3 separate regions of the Homo sapiens genome follow, and all the other regions are linked to region 3. A link is a loop called in an ENCODE intact Hi-C map of the cell type or tissue named here. Cell type or tissue: Caco-2. All regions are shown on one strand. Region 1 has its middle 47 kb from the start of LINC01049. Region 2 has its middle 99 kb from the start of LINC01049. Region 3 overlaps LINC01049 (long intergenic non-protein coding RNA 1049).

What was found. Hi-C counts contacts between places; a loop is a spot of excess contacts. Peaks named below come from ENCODE experiments on the same cell type or tissue, not always from the same donor. Only the 100,000 strongest peaks of a DNase experiment are listed, where the experiment ranks them.
Region 1: a loop joins it to region 3, with 2.8 times the contacts of the local background. A loop is called at or near these places in 1 of 110 quality-filtered maps.
Region 2: it touches region 3 in a loop (2.7-fold over the local background); 1 of 110 quality-filtered maps calls a loop at or near these places.

The regions. Positions count from the first base shown.
Region 1 is chr13:90,443,802-90,447,801 of GRCh38, reverse strand. No RefSeq gene overlaps it. Among named protein-coding and RNA genes, the nearest start is that of LINC01049, 47 kb to the left of the region's middle. RefSeq lists an enhancer at 1,693-2,892. In Caco-2, no CTCF peak of the experiment used is centred here; a DNase peak (open chromatin) is centred at 2,461.
Region 2 is chr13:90,590,260-90,594,259 of GRCh38, reverse strand. No RefSeq gene overlaps it. Among named protein-coding and RNA genes, the nearest start is that of LINC01049, 99 kb to the right of the region's middle. In Caco-2, no CTCF peak of the experiment used is centred here; a DNase peak (open chromatin) is centred at 2,219.
Region 3 is chr13:90,501,364-90,505,363 of GRCh38, reverse strand. All of the region lies in intron 2 of LINC01049 (long intergenic non-protein coding RNA 1049), which reads right to left. Among named protein-coding and RNA genes, the nearest start is that of LINC01049, 10 kb to the right of the region's middle. In Caco-2, no CTCF peak of the experiment used is centred here; a DNase peak (open chromatin) is centred at 2,463; H3K4me3 peaks cover 168 bases.

The DNA.
Region 1 (4,000 bases), 58 kb after region 3:
AGTCCTTTTCATTAAGGGCCAGATAAATGATTTGGAGGACCCAGTGAAAAATAAAAATGTAGTACTCTTATTCGAACAACATGAATAATTTTTTCTTAAGGGTATCAAAATATAAGACATTTTTTCTTTCTGTCACAGTTTCCCTCTTAGCCTGCCATGATGTTTTTTGCTATTTAATGTTGCATTACCTTGGCAAGGAGATGATTGCCAAGAGAGTGCAAACACTCACAGGTGGCCAGGGGCCCATCCTGTGGCCAGGCAGGTGTATACCTAAGTGCATAGCCACCAAACCAGATCAACATGTTCACACAGAGGGAAGTGGAGGTTGAGCCAGGTAACTACCTTTCCCCAACAAGTTTTCTGAACCAGCTTTTGGTGGATGAGTGACCCCAGAACATTGCAACTTCTGCATTAGGACGTGCTTGGTATCTAGATTAGAGATGGGTGAGAGGCTTGATCACACAAGCCACCCACTGAATATGCCATCATGCTGAATGGCTGCTGCCCTGCTCTGCCCTCAGACAAGGTGGTGTATGCTTGCCTGACCTGCACTCTTTCTTCACCCAGGCCCCTGCTGAGGATGGCCACAGAGCAGAAGTAACTGGCTGGAGTGGAGAAGGAGGATGGATAGGAATCAGGGTGCCAGGGGCAAGGGCAAGAAATGGTGGAGAACACATCCCAGGGAAGCAGGAGGGTAAGGGAGGGATACTGTGTGTTAGTATGCTCAAAGATAAGCTTGTAAAAAATTGGGTCTCTCTGAGCAGACAGTCTTACATGTCTACACTGTCCCTCATCCATGAAGCTGGCTCTCTGTTCAGTGAGTTAGAAACTAACTTCTTAATTGAGTAGACTGGGGCATGCTTGTTATTCTTGTGATGTGACCATTTTGTGTTTTCAATAGGTTTTTGTTTTTTGAGACAGAGTCTCACACTGTTGCCCAGGCTGGAGTTCAGTGGTGTGATCTCTGCTCACTGCAAGCTCACCTCCCAGGCAGCAATTCTCCTGCCTCAGCCTCCCAAGTAGCTGGGATTACAGGTGCCCGCCACCACACTGGCTAATTTTTGTATTTATGGTAGAGATGGGTTTTTGTCCTGTTATACAGGATGGTCTCAAACTCCTGACCTCAGGTGATCTGCCCGCATTGCCCTCCCAAAGTTCTGGGATTACAGGTGTGAGCCACCGCATCTGGCCTTCAATAGGTTTTTAATTTATTTTCTTTAATTTGGCCCCTCTGAATGAAACTCCAAGTTCCATTGTTCCTTTTGTCAGCAGCAGCTGAGACACACGCTGAGCTTCTTGAGTTTATCAGGTATTGTTTTCTTCTGAGCTTCTTGTAATCTCACCTGCATTTGTGTAATTTAGTGGACATAAAAAAATTGAAGGATATTTATTAGAAGAATTTGGAATATTTCTCCAATGTAAGAATTTGGCTCTCAACTCACAGGGGCATCGATGAGCTTGGATTCCGTATCTTTTTTTTTTTTTTTATGCCGAATTTGTTCCTTTCTGTTCACCTCCAGCTGCCCCATGATTCCAGCACCACAGTTCTTCTAGGACTAAATCATCTGAAGGAAGAAACTACTTTTGGTAAAAATCTAGTGCCTTCAAATAGTTGGGCTTTATTGGTTTGGTGTATAATATTTTACATCTGTAGGAAGGTTAGTCCTATATAAATTATTCTGCCATTAATAGAGCTAAGACTTCATTGGATTCTTTGTTTAAAGAAATTGAAGAAGAAACCTGGGAGATGCTTTATATGTACATACAGACATACACACATGACATTTTCCTGTGTGTGTACATGTATATATATATATACATATACATACACACGTGTTTATGTATATATTTATGTATACATATACACACACACAGGGACAAATAATGTTACTGACCTTTATATCTTTTTGCCTAAATTTTAGACAATGTTTCTGGAGGTAGGGAGATCATTTTGTGGCCATAGAGCTCCAAGCATGATGAGTTCAGAAAGCCAATATGCTAAGGATGGCAGGGAAGAATGTCAAAAATAGCTTAGGGTTTTGGGAGCTTTCTTGACACTCTAGCCTTTAAATACTCAACTGCCGACTTCTTGTTAGATGTTTAAAATGTACTAAAATGTTTTCAGCCACAATCTTTTACTTTTGTGTCACTTGTAGCTGAACAATTCTTAATGGATTCAACTATTCTCTGACAAAATGTCACAGGATGTCAATAGAAGAATACGCTGATCATTATTCTTTAAGTGGTAGTCTCATATTTCTTGGTAATGTTTCTCTTTTCCTCTGCCTCCATTTCATTATCCTTGTAAACACATGTTCCGGGTGCCTATGATATATCAAAAGAGAGGGAGAGATAGAGAGAGATTTAAAGAAGTTGGCTCAAATGCTTGTGGGGCTGCCAAGTATGAAATCTGCAGGGCAGGCCAGCAGGCTGGGAATTCCAAGAATTAATGTTGCATTCCTGAGTCAGAAGTCAGCTTGGAGGCAGAACTCTTTCCTTTTCATGGAACCTCCGTCTTTTCCCTTAAGGCCTTCAACTGGGTGTGGCCTCCCACATTATGGAGGGTAATCTGCTTTACTCAAAGTTACTCATTTAAGTATTAATCTTATTTTAAAGAGACCTAAGCAGCAACATCTAATCTATTGTTTGACTAGACAATGGGCACTATATATATGTGTGTGTGTGTATATATATATGTGTGTGTGTGTGTATTTTGTTGAATCTATGGTGTTTATTGATTTCACAAATCTAATGCAATTTCATAAATTACTATAAGCCAGGCTAATTTTGATCTTCACTTAACATCTAGTTACTTTCATATAGGAACAATAATCAAATAACATATGAATATGAGATGCAGTGCAATGCATTTGTGATGGTTGTTTTTATGTGTTGACTTCACTGGGTCACAGTGTTGGGATATGTGGCCAAACAGTAGTCTCCATATTCCTGTGAGGGTAGTTTTGGACGCAACTAATGTTTAAATAAGTGGACTCTGAATAAAGCAGATTGCCTTCCACAATGTGGCTAGGCCTCATCCAATCAGCTGAAGACATGAAGAGAACAAAAGGCTGGCTTCCTAGACATCCTCTGCATTTTAACTACAGCATCCTTCGCTTACTCTTACTTGGTCCCCTGTCTGCTGGTCCACCCTGTAGGTTTTGGACTTGCCAGACTTTAAAATCACGTGAGCCAATTTCTTAAAATAAACATCTTTCTGTAAATAAAAACATCTTGTTTGTTCCTTTTCACTGGAGAACCCTGGTAATATAACATTTCTTCCAGTTTTGAGATTATTGATCCATTAATATCTGCTATTTGATGTAGAAAAGTTAGAAAAGAAAAAACATATTATTCATGTAGATTCAAATGTGCTGTTTTTGTTATTATGGTTATTAGTTTATATGATGACATATCATTATCATTGAATTTCAGAAGTTCTGATTATCCTTTATTGTTAAAATCTTTTTGTCTTTTTAAAAAAGTTCCTTTAATTTTCACACTTTTTAAAAAATGTATTAGTTTACTCAATTCTGTTCTCTTTTTTCATTTTATTTTGATTTATTTCTTAAATTTGAGTTATTCTCATTCTAACGTTGGAAACATTACTCTGCCTTTTCTAAACAAACTTTTTCATTTTTTTTAATTTATGTCATTAAACACAAGGAAGAAGATCCTCTTCTGGATTCCAACATATAAACTGTGACACAACACACAAATACTGTTCAGGGTTCTAACATATAAACTGTTACACATCACACAAATCACATGTTCAGGCCCCAGAGGAAGGCTTCTCCAATATCCCTCACAGCAGTCTATTGGATAGTGGTAGCTTGAAGGCTTCTGTAATGTGCTACTCTTGGTATAAGAATAGACATTGTCTGCCAGGCATGGTGCCTCACGCCTGTAATCCTGGCACTTTGGGAGGCTGAGGCAGGCGGATCATGAGGTCAGGAGTTCGAGACCAGCCTGGCCAACATGGTGAAACCGTCTATACTAA
Region 2 (4,000 bases), 89 kb before region 3:
ACAATGCTATAAAAACAGCTATACATAAAATAATTTAAACGCAGAACTGCCTGCTCGCTTATGCTTGGAACTGAGGAGTTTCAGTGATAAAATTGGACGGTTCTGAGCAGACTGAGATTGGCGGTCAGCGGGTGAGATAATTGGTGGTTAGTGCTTTAAAGGCTAGAGGTAACGATTATAATAATTAAATATTCGAATTTTGTTGGTGCAATAAATAAATTTAAAATGTGGAAAAGTTATTGCTTTCTTTTGTACTACTAGAGGCAACACCTGATATAGTTTTAGAATTTTGGTTAATAAAACAAAATCTATATCTAATTGAAGAGAGTTGGTTCTTGCCAACTGGGGCAGTCACCCAACAGAACTTAAGTAAAATCCCCTACTCAGCTCTGAAGCCAGTTCTCCAGAGTATAGTGAATAGTGACAATGTGCATTCTAATGCCTTACAGGGAACACCACAAAGAAATGGTCATAGAATATTGCCATGCCCTTTCTTCCATTCCCAAGTGTTGATTTTTGTCACTCAATACTAAAATAAAGAAGTCAAGTTGGGTTTATTATGATAACATGTTTGAATTTTTAAATACAATAAATAATTATATAAGCACTGAAATAAATTGAATTTGCAAATATTTTCTATTCTTACTTGTTTAAACGAAACTGAGAAATAACTGGAACACTGAAGTATTTTACATCTTCGTATTTGTAGAACATGAATATAAAACAGAAATTAAAATTTATATTATTTTTGATATCCATGATATTCCATGATGTTTCAACTTTAAAATGTTTTTCTATTTCTTGTGCATTGAAAGATTTTTGCAGTTATCACAAGGAGTTATTGAATAAATGAGGTTTCAGACTGAACATACCCAGTGTAGTTTGGTTTCTCGATTCACTGGTTATTGATAAACTATTAAATTTTAACAGTCATATCTAAAGATTTTTAAATGTTTATCACAGAGAGAAACTTAATTAAACACATTAGGGCATTTGAAACTTTATTTGCCATACTAAATTTTCCTTTCCAGTATTCGAATGCTGAATTTAGACAATAGCAGTTTCTTGAATACTGACATAATTTTTATCAATTTAGTAAATTAAATATCTTTTAGATATTTCAACACTAAATATAACTTACTAAGATTTCAGCTAAAAATTATTAAACTAACTACAACTAGTTGTTGAACTAAAATATTTTGCAACTATTTATTAAGCTAAAATATATTTTCAAATTAATGTTATAATACTACCATTTGAAAAAGCTAAAACATTTTATGTACTACAAGCACATAAATTGGTAAATATGCAAAACCTCCTTAACACAAAAATATTAATAATATGAGCTTGGTTCTCAGAAACATTTGTCTACTTAGTCCTAAATCTGAGATTAAAAAAAAAAAAAAAAATGCTTATCCAGGCTAAGTGTGGTGGCTCACGCCTGTAATCCCAGCACTTTAGGAGGCTGAGGCTGGTGGATCACTTGAGGTCAGGAGTTTGAGACCAACCTGACCAACATGGTGAAAGCCCACCTCTACTAAAAACACAAAAATTAGCTGGGTGTCGTGGCACATGCCCGTGGTTCCAGCTACTCAGGAGGCTAAGGCAGGAGAATCACTTGAACCCAGAGGCAGAGGTTGCAGTGAACCAAGATCATGCCACTGCACTCCAGCCTGGTTGACAGAGTGAGACTCCATCTCAAAAAACAAAACAAAACAAAACAAAAACCTTATCTACTAAGAAAAAAAAAATTACTATCTTCGTTTAATTGAGATTACTTGAGATTACTTACTATCAGAGATTTAGCCTACATGTGGTAACTGTGAAGCAGCATCATTGTCTGGGGTGACACTCGAGGTTCTTGTTCTCATGGCAAAGGAAATCAAGGACTCAGACATGACAAGGGTAAGGTTTAGAGCATAAATTTAATAGGCGAAAGAAAGAGAACAGCTTTTCGCTACAGAATGGGGTCCCAGAAAAAGGGTTGCCATTTTTACAGTGGAATGCAAAGGCTTTTAAAAGAAACTGATGAGGGCAGGGCATCTCATTTGCATAAAGCATGAATTCTGGTGGCTCCACCCTGTCCTCCTAATGTGCATGCAGGGCCCTTAGCTTGAGTTTCTCCATATTGCTTTGCTCATGGAATTTTCCATTGCGGGCATGTCTGGGCAAGTCACTTGTGTAGTTTTTCTTATCTGTGCAGTTGTGGGCACATCTTAGGCAAGCCCCCTCCCCCCAACCCCACCCCACGTGCAAATTCCCTTATCTGTTTCTACAAGCTGTTCTTTTGTTTGAAAGAATTCAACCAAAGACCCACTCTAACTGCCTGCCTGACTGGGTTTTTTCCATTTGTCTCTCTCAACTGCATGGGACATGTTAAACTTTTTCAGTAGTTTACTTCAGAACGTATATGATCACTTAGCATATGCTGTTGGATTTCAGTTGAAAACAATACATGATTCATATTTCTACTTATAGAGTTATGCAGCTCCCTCTATGGTTGATAAACTGAGTTACATAAACATCTTTCCCCTAACTCTAAAGACTTTAGAACTTAATAGGGTCCTCTGCTGTACAAATTTTAGTTAAAGACTTTTAGACTTGATGAATTCTTGCATCCTTTTATATTTTTTAGGTGTGTAGAACACTGATCAATAATTGAAATGATAATTAATTTTCAGATATTTCACATGGTTTTCTTTAACTTCATATTACAATGTATGTTATTATTTAACTGATCTCCTTCCTTGAGTCAGTGAAAGTCTCCTAATATTTTTGTCATGTTAGCTAATTTTCATATACATTCTTGATAAAAGTGTTGATAATATTGTATATCTAAGAAGGCTCAAAAGATTTTTTTATATTAATCTTCTTATAAAACCATCTTATGTTAATTTGCCATTTGGTTCACTATTATGGCCTTTTCATAGATTCAATGTATTTTAAGTAATTACAGTCATCATTCTCCTTTTGATGCTCAAGTATTCACAACTTCTTTTGTGTGTCCTCTATGTGCTTAGCATGACCATATTACTATTTCAAAGCTTCATTTCTTTCTGACTCAGCCAAGTGTTCCAGATTCTGCTTGTACATTCCTGCTCCTGACATGGGATCAACTAACCCTCCCAAAGATTCCTAGTTACTTTCAACGGAAAAATACTAATAGACAAGAAGACAAAATACAAATAGACCAATAGACATCTGGTATAGGCTGAATTGATCTTAGTCCATTTCAATCAATAGATCTAGAGAAGACTGTACAGATCAACAGATAAAGAATTTTGATGAAATATTTACAGTTCAATTTTTACATTAAAATGCTTGAATCTTTTTTTCATTCAATATATTTTTATCTTCTCTGTTATGCTAGATAATTTGCCTCCTTTTTTTTTTTTTTTTTTTTTTGAGACAGAGTCTCGCTCTGTTGCCCAGGCTGGAGTGCGATGGCACAATATCAGCTCACTGCAAACTCCGCCTCCCGGGTTCAAGCAATTCTCCTGCCTCAGCCTCCTGAGTAGCTAGGATTGCAGCCATGCACCACCATCCCAGGCTAATTTTTGCATTTCTAGTAGAGATGCGTTTTCGCCATGTTGGTCAAGCTGGTCTCAAACTCCTGACCTCATGATCCACCTGCCTCGGCCTCCCAAAGTGCTGGGATGACAGGAGTGAGCCACCATGCCTGGCCTAATGGATAATTTGCTTCCTAATGAAAATGGCATACCTACTTATTTGCTCCATGTGAGAAACAAATAGAAGAAAATAATACAATATTAATGTAAGCGATAAAACTACTGCATAAAGCTTAAGATTTTCTGGATTTCTCCTCATTGTTTAAATCTGACGATGAATGCATAGTAAATTTTTCTTTAATAGATGTCTCATCAACTGTTACTTGTGTGACTATATACTTGCTTATCTGATGGGTCATTTAGTCAATCGTTTTCATTTTCTTTCCATTGGAGTGCACTCTTATTACAATTCTTTATAGTTCTAAGTCAGA
Region 3 (4,000 bases):
TCCTAGAAAGATTCTTATAAATTTTCCAAACAAGCCAAGAGTGAGATTTGAATTGCAATGGTACTTGGTGGTAAGGAGTAGAAGGTAGTGTAGGGGCACACATTATTGAGGGATGGATGAAATACAAACAGTGAAATACTCTCAGGAGTCAAAAGCCAAAAAAGCTACTTGTATGGTAAGCAGTGTGAATAGGTCTTTAAACAATGTTGAGTAAAAAATTATGACAGGAAATATCTATAGCAAAATGCCATTTATGTTAGTCAAATACACACACAATCTACATATTTTAAAGGAATAAATACAATTTAAAGATACATTCTATTGGGTACAAGGCTTAAAACCTGGGTGACAAAATAATCTGTACAAAAAGCCCCCATGACACAAAGTTTACCTATACAACAAACCTGCACATATAACCCTGAACGTAAAACAAAAAAATATATATATTCTAAGCACTCAGGATAGCAGGGAACATAACTAGGGGATAGGCATAAGAGAAAATGAATAGATGCATAAATAATTTAATCTTAAAAGTGAAATTAAATCATTTACTCCCATAATGCAAAAATTAAAATAATACAAAAGTTAAAATTAAAATTTATCATAAAATCTAAAATTGCACAGAACCAAGCATACATAATATTTTTTAAAAATTTACTGCATTCCATCCAGGAAATAAACCTTCCTTGAACCAGGTATTTGTAAGCCAAGATGTGTACCTGTGAGGTTATTGTTTATTGCCCTCTAGAGTACACTCATATTAATTAGCACAAAAATCAGCTCAGTAAAAATTAATAAAGAAATATGTTTAAGTGCCATATGTTTCTATTAATTCATGCATGCCATTGCAATTATCCATAATTGCTAAGCAAAGATCAGACAATTACTGACCCTAATAAATATCACAAAGTTAGACTGTACAATTAATTGGAAGTTTATGAGAATTTTGAGCTTGGATGCCAGTCATGTCCAGAGAGTTTGTAAAATAACCTATGCTAATCATTCACACCCAATACCTCTGAGAAGAAATAAAACTGGTAGTAAAACCAAGACTCAAATGCAATGTTTCCTGAACTTGAATTGAACTCTGATAACTATTTGTTGGGTGGATTTGGACATTAAAAAATCAACCAAAGCTTTGTTTGAGGAGCCAAGCAGCTGGAGCCACTGACTGCACCTTGGGGATGCCATTCCCATCACAGTCTCATAGACTTGAGTATTTATTATGACAGTTCTTGGCTAATGGTAGTAAATTATTCGTAAAATGGGGTGACATTCTAATTATTTTAGAGGTGACATTCGGGTAAGCTGAGGTTTTAAGAACAACATCACTAGTTTCAAAGAAGTATGAAGATGATTACCTCTTTTGCTACTATCTTCCTCAATTCACCTCATCTTCCTCTATTATTTTATTTGTGAAAAAAGAGAGACCTTTTGCCCTGTCTCCTGCTAATCCAATATCTATGCCATACAGGTTATCTATTACTACTCTTTAAAAGATAGGCTCTACCTCCTCATGCTTAGCCTTTTCTTCATATAACAAAATATTTCGAGTGGGAGTCACCTATAACCAAATATAAAAACAAGCCCATAAATTATAAATACCAAAAATATAGAAACAATTGTGTAAATAAAATAATTTGTATCCAGTTTACATTGGCTTTTATGAATTTTATCTCTTGTTTACCTCAAGCCCTCCAGCACAGAGTCCTGGTTTTGTCTGTGTGTGTGTGTGTGTGTGTGCATGTGTAGTATATTGTCGTATTCCTAATACACTGAGTTATCTCATTGGTTTTGCCAAAAACACTCATGATACATATTTTTGTCACTATGGAGGAACAGTTAGCTTTTTGAGTAATTGTGTCAGGGATGCCCAGGACCATTGTCAGATTCAAAGATTCACCAGAGCGACTCACTGAAATCAGCAAAGCTGTCACATTCATGGTAGTAGTTTATTACAGGTAAAGGATACAGCTTAAAATTAGCAAGATAAAAGACACTTAACAGCAGATGGTCCAAGAGAGACCAGGAACAAGCTTCTAGTTGTCCTCTCTCACTGGAAGCACTGAAATAGTGCTTAATTCTCCAAGCAACGATGTGTGACAGCACATGTAAAGTGGTGCCAATCAGAGAAGTTCACGTGAACCACGGTTCCCAGGGTTTTTGATTTATATGACTTATAGTATTTTTACCTATATGACTTAAAGGTAAATCATATAGGCATGTGGCTCTCATTTGATTCACCTGAGCTACTCAGACCCAGAACCCCCAGAATTCAAACTGGTACAGTGTGACCCAAAGCTCCAGGAATAGAAAACAAGCATCTACCATTAATCACATTGTTAGCATAAACTGTCTGGCATTTCCAAGGTCTCAAATCTACAAAAGCACTCTTTGTATTCCAAAAGACTCTTAAGAGTTCAGAGGTTATCTCCCAGGAGCCGATCAAGGGCTGGTCCTGAAGACCTTTGGAATCTGCAGTTTGGGCAAGCTAGACCTGCTGAGTTAACCCTTTGCTGCACAATAATATTGAAGAGTACAGGCACACGGAATAGCTACTTTTTCTCCCTTTTTCTCAGTGGCACCTGTATGAAAGGGTAAGGCAGTGGCAATTGGTAAAAAGGGCAAGGAAGCTTTCTTTAAAACTACTATTTTTCTTAAGTTGAACATATACTTAGGAGGATGATAACTGCAACCAATCACACTCTATCCAGCTGCCCTTTAGCTACCTCTCTTGCCTTAACAACTTCTGAAGAAAAATTCAGTGGAAACTTCCAGAAGAACAGACACTCTAGAGTATGCTCCTTGCTTTCTCATTGGCCCACTTAGTCTTGAATCTCACATTACCCAGTGGTCTACATGGCATCATTTTCTCACTGAGTGCCTACTCTTGGCACCATAACTGTGTTTGCTGAATCTGCTTTCACTCCCTGGCACCCCTCCACTAACAATTTGGATGTAATGGTGTAGTGTGCTTTGCTCAATTTGATGGCAAGCTTACAAGTGAGGGTGTTGATTACTGCATCACAGTTCAACAACTCTGGGTGACAGTGCACAAAAGCATAGCCATGGCATCTGGCTGGGCACACAGGCACAGACAAGCCATTGGCGGGAAGACTTATGATTATTCATGGCTGATCCTGATAATCTAGAGCCCAGAGTGTGGGCAAAGCATTTCTTTCCTTTGCCCTCCTGTCACCTTTAAGTCTACACACAGCCTCATTTTAGTGGATTCCTTAAATCCTCTTATTCTTGGACCTCCCCTCCATTCTTTTACCCTTCTGGGTTCTGCAGAGATCCCAGGCTTTACCCTTATAACTATTTCAGTTGAGATTATTGAGCTAGGTTTGCTCCTTATATCTGAGACCAGGGATATCAAGTGATTGTTCATTGGCTAGATTAGAGACCTATTTCTGACTTTATTATATTTTTTAACCTAAGAAGCACTATAAAAGATCTTTACCTTCAAGAAATTACAAGGAAAGAAACATCTTCAGCTAATTTGATGATCTCTTAGTGAAGGAGAAAGATAATAATGCTCTGTTTTATATGTTTTTACTGTTATGTTTCTACTCTTTTATTTGTAAGCAGGTATCATGCCTGTGTGTACATATGCACATATGTGTATGGCTGTATATTGTACACATAAATTAGAAACTCTGGAGGTGTCTCCCAACAATTTGTGTTTTGACATGTCCTTCAGGTGCTTCTGAAGCACACTCAAATTTAAGAACCACTATCTTAGACAATGGAGCAATGGAAAACACATATGAGTTTAAAAATTAGGCATTGTAGATTAATATTATTGTGATGTTTTATGCTTGATAAATAGATACACAAGTAATACAGATAACTTGTGATTCTGACAGTGAATATCTAGAAATCAATGAATGATAGCTACAGATAATATTGTCCCTGTCTTTCAGTTTAAGCAGAGGAATGTTTCCTGCTCTCACTAAAATTTCTTCCTTGTGTCAAATAAAGCAGTTGATGCATGAAT